5 separate regions of the Homo sapiens genome follow, and all the other regions are linked to region 2. The links are chromatin contacts, found by Hi-C in ENCODE. All regions are on one chromosome and are shown on one strand. Each heading gives the region's core, a stretch centred on a gene start or an enhancer-like site at or near the end of the contact. The rest is flanking DNA. Distances are from core to core; before and after follow the strand shown. Region 1 holds the start of ZBTB18 (zinc finger and BTB domain containing 18). Region 2 holds the start of ERO1B (endoplasmic reticulum oxidoreductase 1 beta). Region 3 holds the start of EXO1 (exonuclease 1). Region 4 holds the start of DESI2 (desumoylating isopeptidase 2). Region 5 holds the start of ADSS2 (adenylosuccinate synthase 2).

What was found. A loop is a pair of places that touch in the nucleus more often than their neighbours do. Pooled maps may share reads with other maps.
Region 1: a map of naive thymus-derived CD4-positive, alpha-beta T cell shows a loop between it and region 2 (22-fold over the local background). The contact joins the promoter of ZBTB18 here to the promoter of ERO1B in region 2. A Hi-C loop is called at or near these places in 1 of 168 maps with a recorded cell type or tissue (naive thymus-derived CD4-positive, alpha-beta T cell), 1 of 37 single-sample maps with no recorded cell type and 7 of 50 pooled maps.
Region 3: a map of naive thymus-derived CD4-positive, alpha-beta T cell shows a loop between it and region 2 (14-fold over the local background). The contact joins the promoter of EXO1 here to the promoter of ERO1B in region 2. A Hi-C loop is called at or near these places in 1 of 168 maps with a recorded cell type or tissue (naive thymus-derived CD4-positive, alpha-beta T cell), 1 of 37 single-sample maps with no recorded cell type and 7 of 50 pooled maps.
Region 4: a loop to region 2 is called in a map of OCI-LY7, with 18 times the contacts of the local background. The contact joins the promoter of DESI2 here to the promoter of ERO1B in region 2. A Hi-C loop is called at or near these places in 4 of 168 maps with a recorded cell type or tissue (CD8-positive, alpha-beta T cell, OCI-LY7 and naive thymus-derived CD4-positive, alpha-beta T cell) and 10 of 50 pooled maps.
Region 5: a map of CD4-positive, alpha-beta T cell shows a loop between it and region 2 (12-fold over the local background). The contact joins the promoter of ADSS2 here to the promoter of ERO1B in region 2. A Hi-C loop is called at or near these places in 5 of 168 maps with a recorded cell type or tissue (CD4-positive, alpha-beta T cell, CD8-positive, alpha-beta T cell and naive thymus-derived CD4-positive, alpha-beta T cell), 3 of 37 single-sample maps with no recorded cell type and 10 of 50 pooled maps.

The regions. Positions count from the first base shown.
Region 1 is chr1:244,050,030-244,052,729 of GRCh38, forward strand. ZBTB18 (zinc finger and BTB domain containing 18) reads left to right here and starts at 1,254. Exons shown (of 2, transcript NM_205768.3): 1 at 1,254-1,415. The coding sequence starts at 1,403. RefSeq lists enhancers at 263-312, 2,029-2,530 and a silencer at 493-582.
Region 2 is chr1:236,280,512-236,283,211 of GRCh38, forward strand. ERO1B (endoplasmic reticulum oxidoreductase 1 beta) reads right to left here and starts at 1,447. Exons shown (of 16, transcript NM_019891.4): 1 at 1,171-1,447. The coding sequence starts at 1,272. RefSeq lists an enhancer at 842-1,041 and silencers at 1,112-1,161, 1,202-1,791.
Region 3 is chr1:241,846,909-241,849,608 of GRCh38, forward strand. It overlaps EXO1 (exonuclease 1), which reads left to right and starts at 1,296. Exons shown (of 16, transcript NM_130398.4): 1 at 1,296-1,445; 2 at 1,823-2,119; 3 at 2,204-2,308. RefSeq lists an enhancer at 992-1,331.
Region 4 is chr1:244,651,866-244,654,565 of GRCh38, forward strand. DESI2 (desumoylating isopeptidase 2) reads left to right here and starts at 1,261. Exons shown (of 5, transcript NM_016076.5): 1 at 1,261-1,490. The coding sequence starts at 1,449. RefSeq lists enhancers at 1-505, 765-924 and a silencer at 1,005-1,774.
Region 5 is chr1:244,450,611-244,453,310 of GRCh38, forward strand. It overlaps ADSS2 (adenylosuccinate synthase 2), which reads right to left and starts at 1,299. Exons shown (of 13, transcript NM_001126.5): 1 at 1,025-1,299. The coding sequence starts at 1,207. It also overlaps a transcript of CATSPERE not described here. RefSeq lists silencers at 479-758, 1,199-1,688.

The sequences.
Region 1 (2,700 bases), core at 4-2,503, 7.8 Mb after region 2:
TAAGTGTTCATAATTATGTCACTCACCGCGAAGTTGGAGAAAGTTAGGTTTGTGACTTTGGGAAAGCGAGAAGGACAGGACGGAGTCGTCGGGTTTTGTTACTCTTTAACTCTCCGCCACGGCTTTCTAATGGGAACGAAGTGGTTATCACCAGGGCTGGGACGCTGGCGCCTCAGGCCCCAGTTCCTTTTCTACCCCTCGCCCTCCCAAGAGTCTGAGGAGATGTATTTGACATTCAGAGATGTCGCAGCACCCTGCCCGGTACCGGTCAGCCCAGCCCGGGTCGCGTTACAGTTTCATCAGCTATTAGAAAAGACCCACAAACTGGCTGAAAAGTTCTCAAACTTACTAGACCTGGCTTCCCCCCACACAAAGATTTTCTTGTGATCATAAACATTAGAGTGACCCCCCCCCAAAGAAAAAAAAGATTGTTAAGGGACACAGATCAAGGGGAAGGCAAGGTTCTGCTTTTTCTGAGCAGAAAGATCAGATATGCAGGTGCAGCATTCATTTTAAGTGACTGGAGCAGGTTGTATCAGTTTATTAATTGGTCTCGTTGAACTGAAGTACTTTCCAGGATTTCAGAAAGTGCAGTTTCAGCTTGTTGGTACCGAGAATTGAAATTTGCATTGACTGTGGCAGTGTAAGAAATTTTTCTGAGAAGGTAGTTGTAGATAAGTAATTACATAAGAGTGAAATAATAAGGTGAACCAGTCTGAAGTAATAGTTCTGAACAAGTCTGCCAACATTTGAGACATGTATACCATTATCTCAGCAGAAAAAAATAAAAAAGTGCGGTAATAATGTTGAAATGGGACTGGAGATGTCAAATGGGTTGGTTTAAAAATATCCCTAAACTGCTTTAGAAACTAAACGTTGGAGTTGAATAAAAGTGAATCTGGATTTCCTGAATAGCACCGTGGCTTGAGTGTGCTGTCAGTATGTAAGCCAGTCCACCAACTTAAGACAGAAGTGTTGCTATTCCATAAATACAGTAGAACTCCATATGCTGAGTTTTTCAATTTCTTCTGTTAGAAAGTTTGGAAAAAAAGGAAGACTTTGAAGTATTTTGTTTATACTAACAGAAGAGAAAAGTTCTCCTAAGAAAAAGCTGGTGGCAGGAGTGTAGAGGAGTAGCATATGGCATTAAAAGGAGCACAGCTGGAGGTAGCATTTCCATCTGAACATGATGTCAGAGCAGCTGACAGCCTGCCATCCCTCAGCCTTTTATTCTAACACACAGACAGGGAGTTAGTGTGTGCGGATCTGTGGTGGAGAAGGTATCTCATTCCTCTCTAACATCATCTCCACTTTGCATCTGTCTCTCTTAGTCTGCTTTTTTTCCACCGATGTAACAGACCTGGAGCCAGCAGGACTCAGAGGAAAGGACTTAATCAGGTTTATGTGTCCTAAAGGTAGGAGTAGCAAGAGATTAGATTGAGCATATTTCTGTTTTGGTGTTTTGTTTATTTAATTTTAAAAATCACATTACTTTTCTAACCCAGTTTAGGAATAATATATGAAATTGAGTATTAAATGAACATCTTACTGGAGTTGAAAGTCTTGAGCTTGTTTAGTTTTAATTTTTTATCCCTTTTACTTGAGCGAGTAAATAACTTTAATACACAAATATTTCAAGTTTTGAAATGTTAAGAAAGGCTTTAAAATGCTGCTTTTGGAAATCACGTTGGATTAAAATGCTTTTTTGTTGTTCACTGCTATTTAGATTTGATTGGGGTGGTGGTGGTGGGGAAATAGTAAACTGGAATCCAGCATTCAAACTTATATGAGAAGATTATTCTAGTTAAGCAGCTAGATTGTTGTATAATTAATTCCTCTGTGAAACTTTATTCTTCAAAACATTGAGCAGCACTACTGAAACATACAGCTGTAGTGCTGTTGAAACTGCAGGTTTTTAAGAAGAAGAAAAAAAAACCAAACTTTTGTCCCCAGGAGAATAGTTTGACTGGTTTCCTCATTTCTCTTTCAAATATATATTTAAGAGATCTTTTATTTCAGCATAACAATAATTATTTGCAGGAGTTTTTGTGTTAGCGACTAATTTAGAACTTGTAGATTTGAGCTGCCTGAATTGGCCAGACAGCTGTAATCGCACTCCTCTATTCTTAATCTCTTTATCTGGGCAGCAGCTGCCATATGGCCACAGTCAGCTGGATCAGATGTTTATAAGCTTCCTTCTTCGTCCCTCTCTGTCCTCTCAGCCTCCTAATTTGATCACGGCTACCTTGTGAGCTGCCCTCCAATCTTTATTTTTAGCCTTCTCAAGGATTAGGATTGATGTTAGCTGTGGGGCACTTAAAGTGATTGTATTGTAAATCTTAGTTTATTCTAGCAGTGGCATCTTGCAGAATGTGTCTGGGGTTAGGATAAAGTTTTAGTCTGTCTTGGGCAAAGTGTAGAAGAACAAGAAGAAAGGAAGTAATTTCTGAATATTAAATTAAGTGTATCTATTCCCAAAATGCACTTGCTGAGATGGGTGGTGTGGAGGCTTGCTTCTGGTCACAGGAAAGGGGAAGTCGGGTCTTCTTTATTTTTCAGGAGTTTACCCACTGCAGTTGAATTCTGACCCTTTGTACATCTTTGCCTTTCTCCTCCCTCCATTTCACTTTCCCTCATCACAAAACAAGGGCAATGATGAATATTTGCAAGAATAGAAGCTAGTGGGAAAACAGAAATATA
Region 2 (2,700 bases), core at 197-2,696:
TCAATACATGTGGAGGTAGGGCCAGAGAATCTGCATTTTAACATGTTCCCCAATACCAAAAATTTGCCCCTTTTATTTTTATGGTTCAAACACAGACACAAACGGACTATTCAGGCACTCTGGGATTTAGTGCAGGGCACCATAAAACCATGAAATAAAGTGACTCAATTCAGAAAAACATGTTTTCACGGTTACACTCAGAGTCACCTTCAATTTTTCTTGGATGAGCACTAATTGCTTCAAATGACATCTCCCCTCATCATCAGGCCACCTGAGACCTTCGTTTTATTTTTTTGGCCCTCAGCAGTGCTGCCTCCTTGCAGCAGGTGCAGACAACAAGCAGCAGCACCTGGCAATCAATTCAAATTCTACTGAATAGAAGCAAACACCTCTCTGAAGGCGAAAGGATCTGGTCAGCTAAGCCTCAGATTTCTAGCACACTGAGAACACTTGTAATCATCGCTTCACATCAACAACCAGCCAGCACCTCACGACTGCCAGAGCCAGAGCCTCCATCCACGAGCCACAACGCCCCACTCAGACCCCCCCAGTCTCGTATTGGGACTTACCTGGCGATGCCACTTGGCAGACACAGCTCAGCTGGGTAAAAATAAAGCAATCTTGAGCAAGGGAAGGTGCTCGAGGAAGAGTAAAAGCCCAGAAAGCTCTAGTCCGACAGTTCGAGTGAAGTCTTGCCCCCTCCCAATCCCCTGCGCCTGGCGGGGCCTCGGGGGTCTGCGGAGTGCCCCCAACTCTCAGTCTCCCTCCCTCACTAACTCCTGAAGGGAAGGACGTCACCGTTTCTCTGGGCGCTCGCTCCCTTCGCAAGACAGCCGAGGTGGTTCATGCCCGTCCCATCTCCCGCCACACTCCCAGCCGCTTAACACATCCGAGAGGAAAAAACGAAAACAGCTCAGGGGGACCGTCACCATCTTCCTCTTTTGACTGCCATTACCCGGAGTGTCGCCGTCCCCCCACCCTGCGGGCGGTTCGCAGATGTTTCCCGCACTGGACGGTCAGGTCTCTGCTCCCCGGGTTTTCTGCTCGCCAGAAATCACCTCTTTTCTGGCCCGGCCCTGCCCGGCCCTCCCCGCGTCACAGCCGCGGCCCGTGTGTAGCGGCCGCGGGTGTTCGGCCGGGGGTTCCCGGCCCGCTATCACTCGGGCTTACCTGCGCCTCGACGACGCTCCGCAGGAAGCTCAGGGTGACCAGCAGCTGCACCGCGGCCGCTACCCCCTGCCCAGCGCCTGCCCGGCGGACCCCTTGGCTCATGCTGACCTCTACCCACACCGCGGCCAGCCGGACCCCTCGGGGCCGGGGAACGACGGGCGGCCCAGGCGACGACCCAAGGGGACGGTTCCCAGCGGCCGAGCGACTCCAGGGTCAGAGGTCTGCACTCCAGTCCGGAGGCAGGCGACTCTTTCCCCAACACCCGGCAGCTGCGAGTGAGGCAGGAAAGGCGAGCGCCCCCACTTCATCCCCCAGGCGGCCCCGCCCCCGGCTCGCTTGGCTCCTCGGCCACGCCCCCAAGCGCGGGGCCTTGTGGGAGTTGTGGTCCTGGGCGGTCGCCTAGGCGCCGCGGCAGGAAGGCGGAGCCGCTGAACGAGAGGACTCGGGAACTACAACTGCGAAGGCCGCCCCGCCTCCCCGAGGCCTCGGGCTCCGCGGCGGCCAATGAGGCGGGACCACGCGGGCCTCCAAAACACCGGGGGGTGCGGGCGGGGGAAGCGGGGCGACCTCTTCTCCGGGAAACCAGGCTGAGGACCTCTCTGCGTCGGTCCCTGCTGTCGCTCCTGGAGTCCTCGCAGACGCCAGGCTCTAGGATTCACCCAGTACGCGGGCGAGTTAGGAACGGACGGTGCGGGATCTTTGACTTTCGGTCTGAAGCGTATTCTTTGTCTCATTCATTTTTCTGTAGCCTCACATCTGCTGTGGGTGCCTATGTAAGCTACCTGTGACTTGTAGAGATGGCTTCGGCTCTTTTTTAATTTCATGCACCCTAGATGTGGATGTCATCTCCTGCCCCGCCCCAGCCCGACTCCTAGGTTGACACGTGCGAGTATAACGCATGCTAAAGAATGAAGACAAACCCAAAGGCTTATGATGAAATATGGGGATGGGGTAAAACAAAAAAAAACTTAGAGTGACATAGATTGGGCGCAGATCCCAACTCTAAAACATTCTAGCTAGTTATTGGGCCTTAATTCCCACCTCATATCTTGTTCTAGGGCTACATAAGATTAGATACAGAAAGAGCTGAGTATAGTGCCTAGCACCTAGGAAGCACTCAATAAATGGTAACTGCTATTAGTTTTATTAATGCCTTTGATTTCTACAAAACGAGTAATACATCTCCCTTGTGTTTATGTAGCGTGTATTAGTTTCTCATTGATGCTGTAAGAAACTATCACACATTTAGTTGCATACAACAAAAGAAATTCATTACCTTATAGTACTGGAGATCAGGTGTCCAAAATGGACCTGTAGGGCTGTGTTCCTTTTGGAGGCTCTCAGGGACAATGTGTTTCCTTACCTTTTCCAGCTTCCAGAGGCCACCTGCATTCCTTACCTCATGACTTCACATCTCCTTCACTCTCTCTGCTTCCCTCGTCACATGCCTTCTCTTGTGACCCTAACTCTTCTGTCTCTCTTGTATAAGGACCCTTGTGATTACATTGGTTACAGACCATCCTATCTCAA
Region 3 (2,700 bases), core at 46-2,545, 5.6 Mb after region 2:
TTCATGGTTGGATTCTAGGTACTGAAGCAGTTACTACAGCTGGATAGTCCAATGAGTGTAAGAAGGCTTCTCTACAAACACATGCTGCCCACATCGAAGTTCCTCTTTAATCTACTGCAGTTTGAAATTGTCCCCCACTTTCTCCAAGAGTCCACTCCAAGCTAGTTTAGGGTTAGGTCTACCATAGCCTTTGGAAGAGGGAGGGAAGATAACTTTTCTCATCTCTCCTAGTCCCAGCTCTAAAGACCAGAACCAGGGAGAAAGCAACACAGCTTTTCCAAACACATTCCCCAAATGTGGCACCTTTTCAACAATTTTAGTAACAAATTTAAGGCATCATAGATGCCTTTAAAATTGGCATGATAGATGTTAGAGTGATCATAAAAAGACTTTAAAAGAGGAAAAGATGTAAAGAACGTAATCAAATGGGGAGCATGTTTAACAATGTGCTCACTTCTTCCCCTTCAATTCCTTGAATTGAGTCTGCATTATCATTCCTATTGATCTTTGAGCCCAGAACATTACTTTGTGGTCTGGCCTAAGGTTTCTTCCAATTTTTTAAATTACAATATCCCTAAGAGGACAGCGACGAGGTCTGGGGTGTTATGAGGATTGGAAACCTAGCCACAAGTGACCATGAAAGTCCAAAATGCCTCTAAAGTCTTTGTCTCTAAGGCCCATTTTCAAGGTCTTGTTATATAGCTAATTTTTCCCCGACTTATGTCAAAAATAAACGAAGCTGGGTTCTAGGTAAAATGGTAGGGGCAGATTTTAATCACTACTACTACTGCAATGGGGAAAAGAACCCAGCGTGAACTGAATTCAATTTCGATTTGTAGAGGCAACCGGGCGTTTTAAAGAGAATGAAGGAATTAGGATGGGACTGATGACGCCGAGGGGGACTGAGCAACTTTTTCAGGTTTGAAAAGCCTCAACATCAACGCGCGACGGCGCTCTTTCAACATCAGCCTCCAGAACTGGGGCTGCAGCCAGGAGGGAACTACAACGCCCAGCAGCCCCGGCGGGTGTAAACACTCCCAACTTCCGAGGCGGTGCTCACCATCGGCCATCAGCGCCAGTGCCACTCGCGCCCTCAAGAAGCCGCACGGAGTTCGGGCCGGCAGCAGCGGCTGCAGTCGTATGGCAGTGAGCCGCTGTCTACCCAGCGAGACGGAGAGCTCAGGACGCAACCCTATGAGTTGGAAGCCGCAGGAGGCGGAACCGGGTTGCGGGATACGCGTTGACGTCACATCCTCTGGGCGGGGCCGCAAGGAACCCGCGCAAATTGAAAGGTCAGCCTTTCGCGCGCTGTGTAGGCAAGTTACCCGTGTTCTGCGTTGCCGGCCGTGGGTGCTCTGGCCACAGTGAGTTAGGGGCGTCGGAGCGGGTTTCTCCAACCGCAATCGGCTCCGCTCAAGGGGAGGAGGAGAGTCCCTTCTCGGAAGGTGAGAGGAGCGGGCTGTGCGGAGGCTAATGGGTGGGTTCCCTTGGGGGTCGACCTGCGCGTCACCTCCGACCCTCCTCTCGGGATTCGGGTCTTCCAGGAAGGGAAGGAGAGGGTCTGGCGTGATCTTCCCAACCCAACAGCGGAGCCCTTAGCCTGAGTGGAGTATGTGTTTTGTTCCGAGGGGACGTCTGGCAACCAGAGGTCTGCAGTTCAGTGAACGGAGGGAGATAAGAGAGCAGACGATTCCGGGCTGGAGCAGGCGCCAGGGTTGCCAGACTTACCTCATTTTTCCGCAGAAGCTGGCAGTCCAGGTTTTACATGCAATCTCTCCACCTTTAAATGTTGACAAGTACATTTTCCCATAATATTTTGCAGGCCTAAGGAAACGTGTCGTCTGGAATGGGCTTGGGGGCCACGCCTGCACATCTCCGCGAGACAGAGGGATAAAGTGAAGATGGTGCTGTTATTGTTACCTCGAGTGCCACATGCGACCTCTGAGATATGTACACAGTCATTCTTACTATCGCACTCAGCCATTCTTACTACGCTAAAGAAGAAATAATTATTCGAGGATATTTGCCTGGCCCAGAAGAAACTTATGTAAATTTCATGAACTATTATATCCGTTTTCCTCGGAGTGAGAGAAAACTCTTTTTAGATATCATCTGAGAGGTAAGAGACTGTTTTTCTGAAACTGTGGCTTGAGGACCACCTGCATCCAGATTAACTGCTTTGTTTAAAATTCATTCACAGCAGAACTAGTGAATCCCAGTCACTGAGTGGAGTTGAGAGTCTAAGAACCTCTGAAATTTGAGAACTGCTGGACCAGAGCCTTTAGAGCTCTGATAAGGTGTCAACAGGGTAAAGCTGCCTCCTGATCCTGTACTTTCTTTCTTCCTTTCCTTCCAAACTTAACGTTTGATAGGAGAGATTTGTATTATGAAATGCTAAGCAACTGCTCAGTGCCCATTACTGACTTTTTATTGTAGAGTGGGGGGAGGTCGTTTCATCAGAAAGGGTTGTGACAGTTCCAGAATCTCTGTATAGAAAGGGCTTAGGGGGCTGCAACCGGAATGGAAGGGGGTGGAAAGTTAAAGCATTTGTCTTGAAGCTGTATTTGCATAGCAGACGCAGTTTCACAGTTCTTTAGGGTAGCTTTCAGAGAGGCTGATGGAGTTGCCCCTGGGCGCCACCACTGTTTATTACCAGAATGTTCGTGCTTAGAATAATGCGTTCTAATAGCAGTGAATTTC
Region 4 (2,700 bases), core at 11-2,510, 8.4 Mb after region 2:
CCCAAGTAATCATTTTTAAACACACGCACACTCATTTCACTCCCTGGTCCAAACTTATGGCTTCGTTTAAAATACAACCCCTGTTATGAATTTTAAAATCCTTCCGGGATCTGGCCTCTGCCTACCTGCCCAGCTCATCTAGTACCGTCGACTCCTTGCCTACTGTGTCCCAGCAAGAGTGATCTTTTGTTTCCTTGAATACAGAAAACTCCTTCATGCTTCAGATCTTTGCATTTGTTCCCTTTGACTGAAATACTCCTCCCCCTCATATCTGCGGGGCTGGCTTTGTCATTCACATTTCAGCTTAAAACTCATTACAGCGATCTTCCCCGTGCAGCCAATTTAAGAATGACTTCACCTTACTTAAATTTTCTGCAAAGCACATACCAGTGATATTTTGTATGTCCCTGTTCCTGTTTATCACGGCATTCCCGAGGGCCTACAACACTGCCTGGCACATAGGAAGCACATAACAAACATTTGTTGAATTAATGCAGAGCTGCATACTACGTCCCAGGATTGTGCTAAGCTACGGTTACTGTACCCTTCCCATCTCAGCAGGATAGTTTCACAAAATGTAAATTCCACATTGAGGATTAATTGGATGCACGTTACACCTCATCCCACACCAGTAACTCGTCTTCCTCTATTTCCCCACCACTCCCCTTGCCAAATAAAAGGTGAGGAAGCATTTGGAAAACTTAGGGTCATCACTCTGGTCTTTTGCCACATTTCGCTGGCTTCATCGAGCTCAACGCAACATGAACTACTAACAGCAGCAGCACCTGAGATGAGAGGGTGAATGAAGGTAGGAGATTTCACCGCCCGCGGGCGGCAAGGGATCTGCCGCAGCTCTAAAGCACTGCATGCTGGGAGTTGTAGTCTCCCGGGGAGGCCTGGTCTGGTAGGACCGGGGCCCCCGCGGCATGCAGGGAGTTGTAGTCGAAGGGCTGTTGAGACTCCGCCTCTGCACTTATAGTAGCAAGGGGGAATCCTCACTGCATGCTGGGAACTGTAGTCTTCCTGGGTCCCCGTTCCTCCAGGACGCGGAGGCGCCGGAGTTGCCGCCATTTTAGGTCCCGAGGTGCGCCGGCCGAGAACCAGAGCGCAGGCGGGCTCAGTCCTGGCGCCGGGCCGGCCCCGCCCCCGGGGCGCCTGGCGCCCGCCCCTTGCTCAAGCCCCGCCTTTCCCCACGTGTCTGCCGCCTAGGGGAGGTGCCTCATCCGGAGCGGGCCGCCAACGGTCCGGCCCCGTCCGCACAGACGCTCCTGTCGGCGGCGCCCGGGAGCGGCTCGGCTGCCCGATGCTTCCGCCCCGGCTGCCGCGGGCCGGGCTGTACGCTTAGTGCCCGGCTCAGGCCCCCTGAAGCGCCCGCGGGGGTGAGAGCGGCCTCCGGCCCCGCGGAGACGGAGCGGCTTGAGGACGAGGCGGCGGCCGCGGGGAGGAGGATGGGGGCTAACCAGTTAGTGGTGCTCAACGTGTACGACATGGTGAGTGCGGCCCCTGGCGGCCCCGAGCCCTGGCCCAGGCCGGCTTCCTCTCGCCCGTGGGGCTCGGACCCCGGCCCCAGGCGCTTCCTGCCTGGCGTCTCCGCCTCCAGCCTAGTTCTCGGGGGAAGCCGGGGGTGAAGGAGGGAGTATTGTTATTTTTTAATCCTCGCACTCGTCGACGCTCCGGTGAACCCAGTCAGCCCGAGGGTTTTGGCCAAAGCTCGGGTGGGCTTGAACCTCTCCCATCCGCTCAGCTTGGACCCGACCCCGGCTCTGGGCCCGACCCCTTGGCCGACGTGCAGTGTCCTTTCGGCAAAGCTTCCGTTGCGTTTCCAACCCCACTTGCCGGCCCCCGGGGCTGCCCCGGGACCCCCGTCCCGACCGCCTGCGCTCCCAGCTCCTCTGCTTCTGCCGAACTGTCCGTCTCTCTCCATGGCTACGTCTTCAGAAACTCCCAAGCCCCTCTAAGTCCAGAAGGTCACAGCTTTCGGGTGCCTGTGCTAGAATCTCTTCAAAGGTGAACAGGAGCCAACACACCCTTTCCTTGTGTGTTAAAGGCAACCTCGTTAAAATATGAATGAGGCTAACATTTCTCAAGAAAATAGCCCAGCTGAATTATTTAGAGATCCTGGTGGTGCTCCTTTCCTACACTCTGAAGACCACTTTCCAGGTGATGCAACAGGTGACGTGACCACGGGAGAGGGAAGGGAAGAAGTTGTTTATTGTATCATCTAACTTTGGAGTATGGCAAGCACGCAGAATCGAGTCCAAGAACTGGTTTGCCTGATTTTTGCAGTGAAATGCCCCCAGAAAAAAGCACCCGGTAGAGAATTGTCGTTGCAGTTAGATGCATGTTTGGGTGTGTTTGCTTGCTTTGTTCTGTAGAATGGGTTTTTGTTCTGTAGACTGGATTAGTACCTCTGACTGCAGTGCTTAAAATTCCTTGTAAGTTGACTGACAAATGAAAAATTGCCCGTCGTTATTTTTGTTGGCTTAAAGATGCAGGAGAGCAGAAATACTACAGGCCAAGAGTCTTATACAGTTCTAAACTTTGTATTCCCTTGTATTATTTATAAGTTTCTAAATTTACAGTGTTATTATATCTTGGGTAGAGTGGGATTTCTCATGCCATATCTGGGAATTGTGTCAGAAGGGTGTAGGAACTGCCTGCCACTTGAGATGAGTCCTCTGTTGAATTCTGATGTGAGCC
Region 5 (2,700 bases), core at 49-2,548, 8.2 Mb after region 2:
ATAGCAGTTAACTTCAAATATTACATTATGCTTTGTTTTGAAAGTGGTTATTGCTCATCTGCTTAGAATTTTGAAACTGGAGAGAGTTATCTGAGAGCCTTTACAAAGGCCTTACCCTGTATGCTGCGTCAAAGGAAACGACAAATAGGAAGAAAGGTTACACTGAAAACCACGTGTCTCCCGTTAGAAGTACATTACCACCTCGTTTTCCGAAAGTTCACTTTCGATGTCACCTTAACAATGCAAATATTTATTTCCAAATACTCAATTTGACATCCATGTATTTACTTCCCTCACTTTTTTTGAACAGAGAAGGGATTCCTTCCTCTGGGACCAACTAGTAAAAGTAATTTCTCCTTAACTTTCATGTATGGAGCACACTGTAAAAACAAAAACAAAAACAAGAAACTCAGGGCCCTAAAACAACAGTCCAAAGCCCAGAGGTGGGTGGGTTTGGATGTCAACAAAGTGGACCAGAGGAAGCAAAGCACTGCATGCCACGGTCCTGCAGATGGGGGATCGGTGAGTCTGATTTCAGGACGTTTCGAAACAATCCACTCCCACTCCGCCGCCCTGGGCGGGGCGGGGGGGCGGTGATGGGGGGTTCTGCCGTCGCGCCGGGTCTCCGCCCGCAGTCGGAAGAGTTGGGAGCAGGCCTCGGGCGGTAGCTCCTCAAACTCGGACCGCATCCCACCTCCACCCCGGCCTCAGTCCCGGCGCTGAGCACCACTCGCCAGACGCAAAACTGCAACTGCCAGGCATCGCGCATCTCTCAAAGGCTCCCCGCCAGCCCACCTCTTCCTCCAGGGCCACCCCAAGTTTCACCCGACGCTCCAGGTCAGGGGTCCCCGACCTCCCGCCATTTCTCCACGTAGCCGCAGCTCAGGACAGGAGGAGAGAGCCTCAAGGTGACACCTCATTTTGGCCAGTGGATCCGGGTTCTGGGTCCGAGTTCCCGGGCACCAGGAGCCAGGCAGCCCGAGCTCCCGGGCCCGGCTTCCCATGAGAGGCCCCGTCGCCTCACCTGGCAGCGGCACACGATGTCGGCGTCCTGCGCCAGCAGGTCCACCACCTTCCCTTTGCCTTCGTCGCCCCACTGCGCACCGAGCACCACCGTCACCCGGTTTCCTCCGGGCCGCGCCCTGGGGCGGCCGCAATCGCCGTTGGGCAGGGAGGATGCCGCCGGGTAGGTCTCGGCGAACGCCATGGCTCCAGTGACGCGAGGAGAGCCCGAAGGAGAGGCGGCCGGCGAGGAGTGAGCGAACTGAACTGCTCTGCGGCCGCCAGCCACATGCAGAGGAAGAAGGAGCCAGAGGCCGGCCCCGCCCCCGCCCCGCCGGGCCGCCACCCTCCAGCCAGTCCCCGCCCCGCTCTCCGCCACAGCCCGCTCAAGGGGGTACCATGACTGCCCCGCGCAGGCCGGCCTCGGCAGCACCGCCCGCAGGAAGAGGCCCTGGTGGCGGCAACGGCCGCCACCCCGGACCGAGGCCACGCCCCTTCCGCGGCCTGGCGCGCCACTCCCGTGCAAACCTCGCGAGCGGAAAAGGTCAGGGGCGGGGCTTCGAGAGCGCTTCTCCTTCAGCACCCCGCCTACCCGCTCTACCTCTCGCTTTCAAACTGGAGAGGCGCGGAAGCGCGTGTGGAGCGTCGGACTACAAATCCCAGCATGCAACGCTCTGGGCTGCGGCGGTGTATTCTGGGGCCACTGTGTCTGCCATCTGCAGGTTTGTCTGGATTTGTCTTTATTAAGGAATGAATGTGTACAAAATACAAACTGTGGAATTTCGCAGTACAAACAGCATAAAATCGGAACGTGTAAGTGTAGAATTGGAAATTAAAAGTCCGGAAGTAACAGAGATGGGGACAGGGATCAAAAAAGACAAAATTCAAAAGTAAGGCAATAAGATAAAGGACATGAGACCTGAAATCAATAGATCAAATAAAGTCCTAATCCTCATTTTACATAGTAGTAACAAAGGCTCAGAGAGGAGGAGTGGATTACCTATGTCGCATATAGTACATATATGCAGATACCGTCATGCACTTCTTTATTTTTTAATCCCCACAACCATATAAGGTAGGTGATCCTCTATTATCCTTATTTTACAGGATTTAAAAGCTGGGTAACTTGCCCTAGTGAGGCTTGAATTGGTACTTCGATAATCTAAGTCCAGAGCCCATGTCCTTCCTGTAGATTCCACTGTCTCTCAGTTACATTTGTAACTAGATTCTGGTGTATACCTACTGTTCATCTAATGCCCTTTCGACACCAACACAAATTAACTATGATGTTTAATTCTGATAAAAGGTGCTTCGAAAAAAAGTGGGAATGGAATCACATTATATGTACCGTCTCCCAAATCGCCTGTACATACTGTATGTTCACTAATGGTCCCTAGAGTACACTTTAGTATTTTATTTCTAGTCAATGAGTTAAGTCAGGAACATTGAGAACCTGCTATTAACTAACTAAGTGTCCTGGGCACTGATAACATAGGAGAAATAAAGATACAATTCAGCCCTCAAGGATTCAAATTATTTGGTCTATTGATTAGTAAACAATTATAATACTATGTGATAATTGTTGTCTATCTTGGCCTTATTACAAGATCACAAACATTTTGGAAACAAGAATGCCATCTATTTCTTTCTAGTCAAATGCCCGAGGTAGTGTTGGGCAGATAGTAGATACTGAATAAG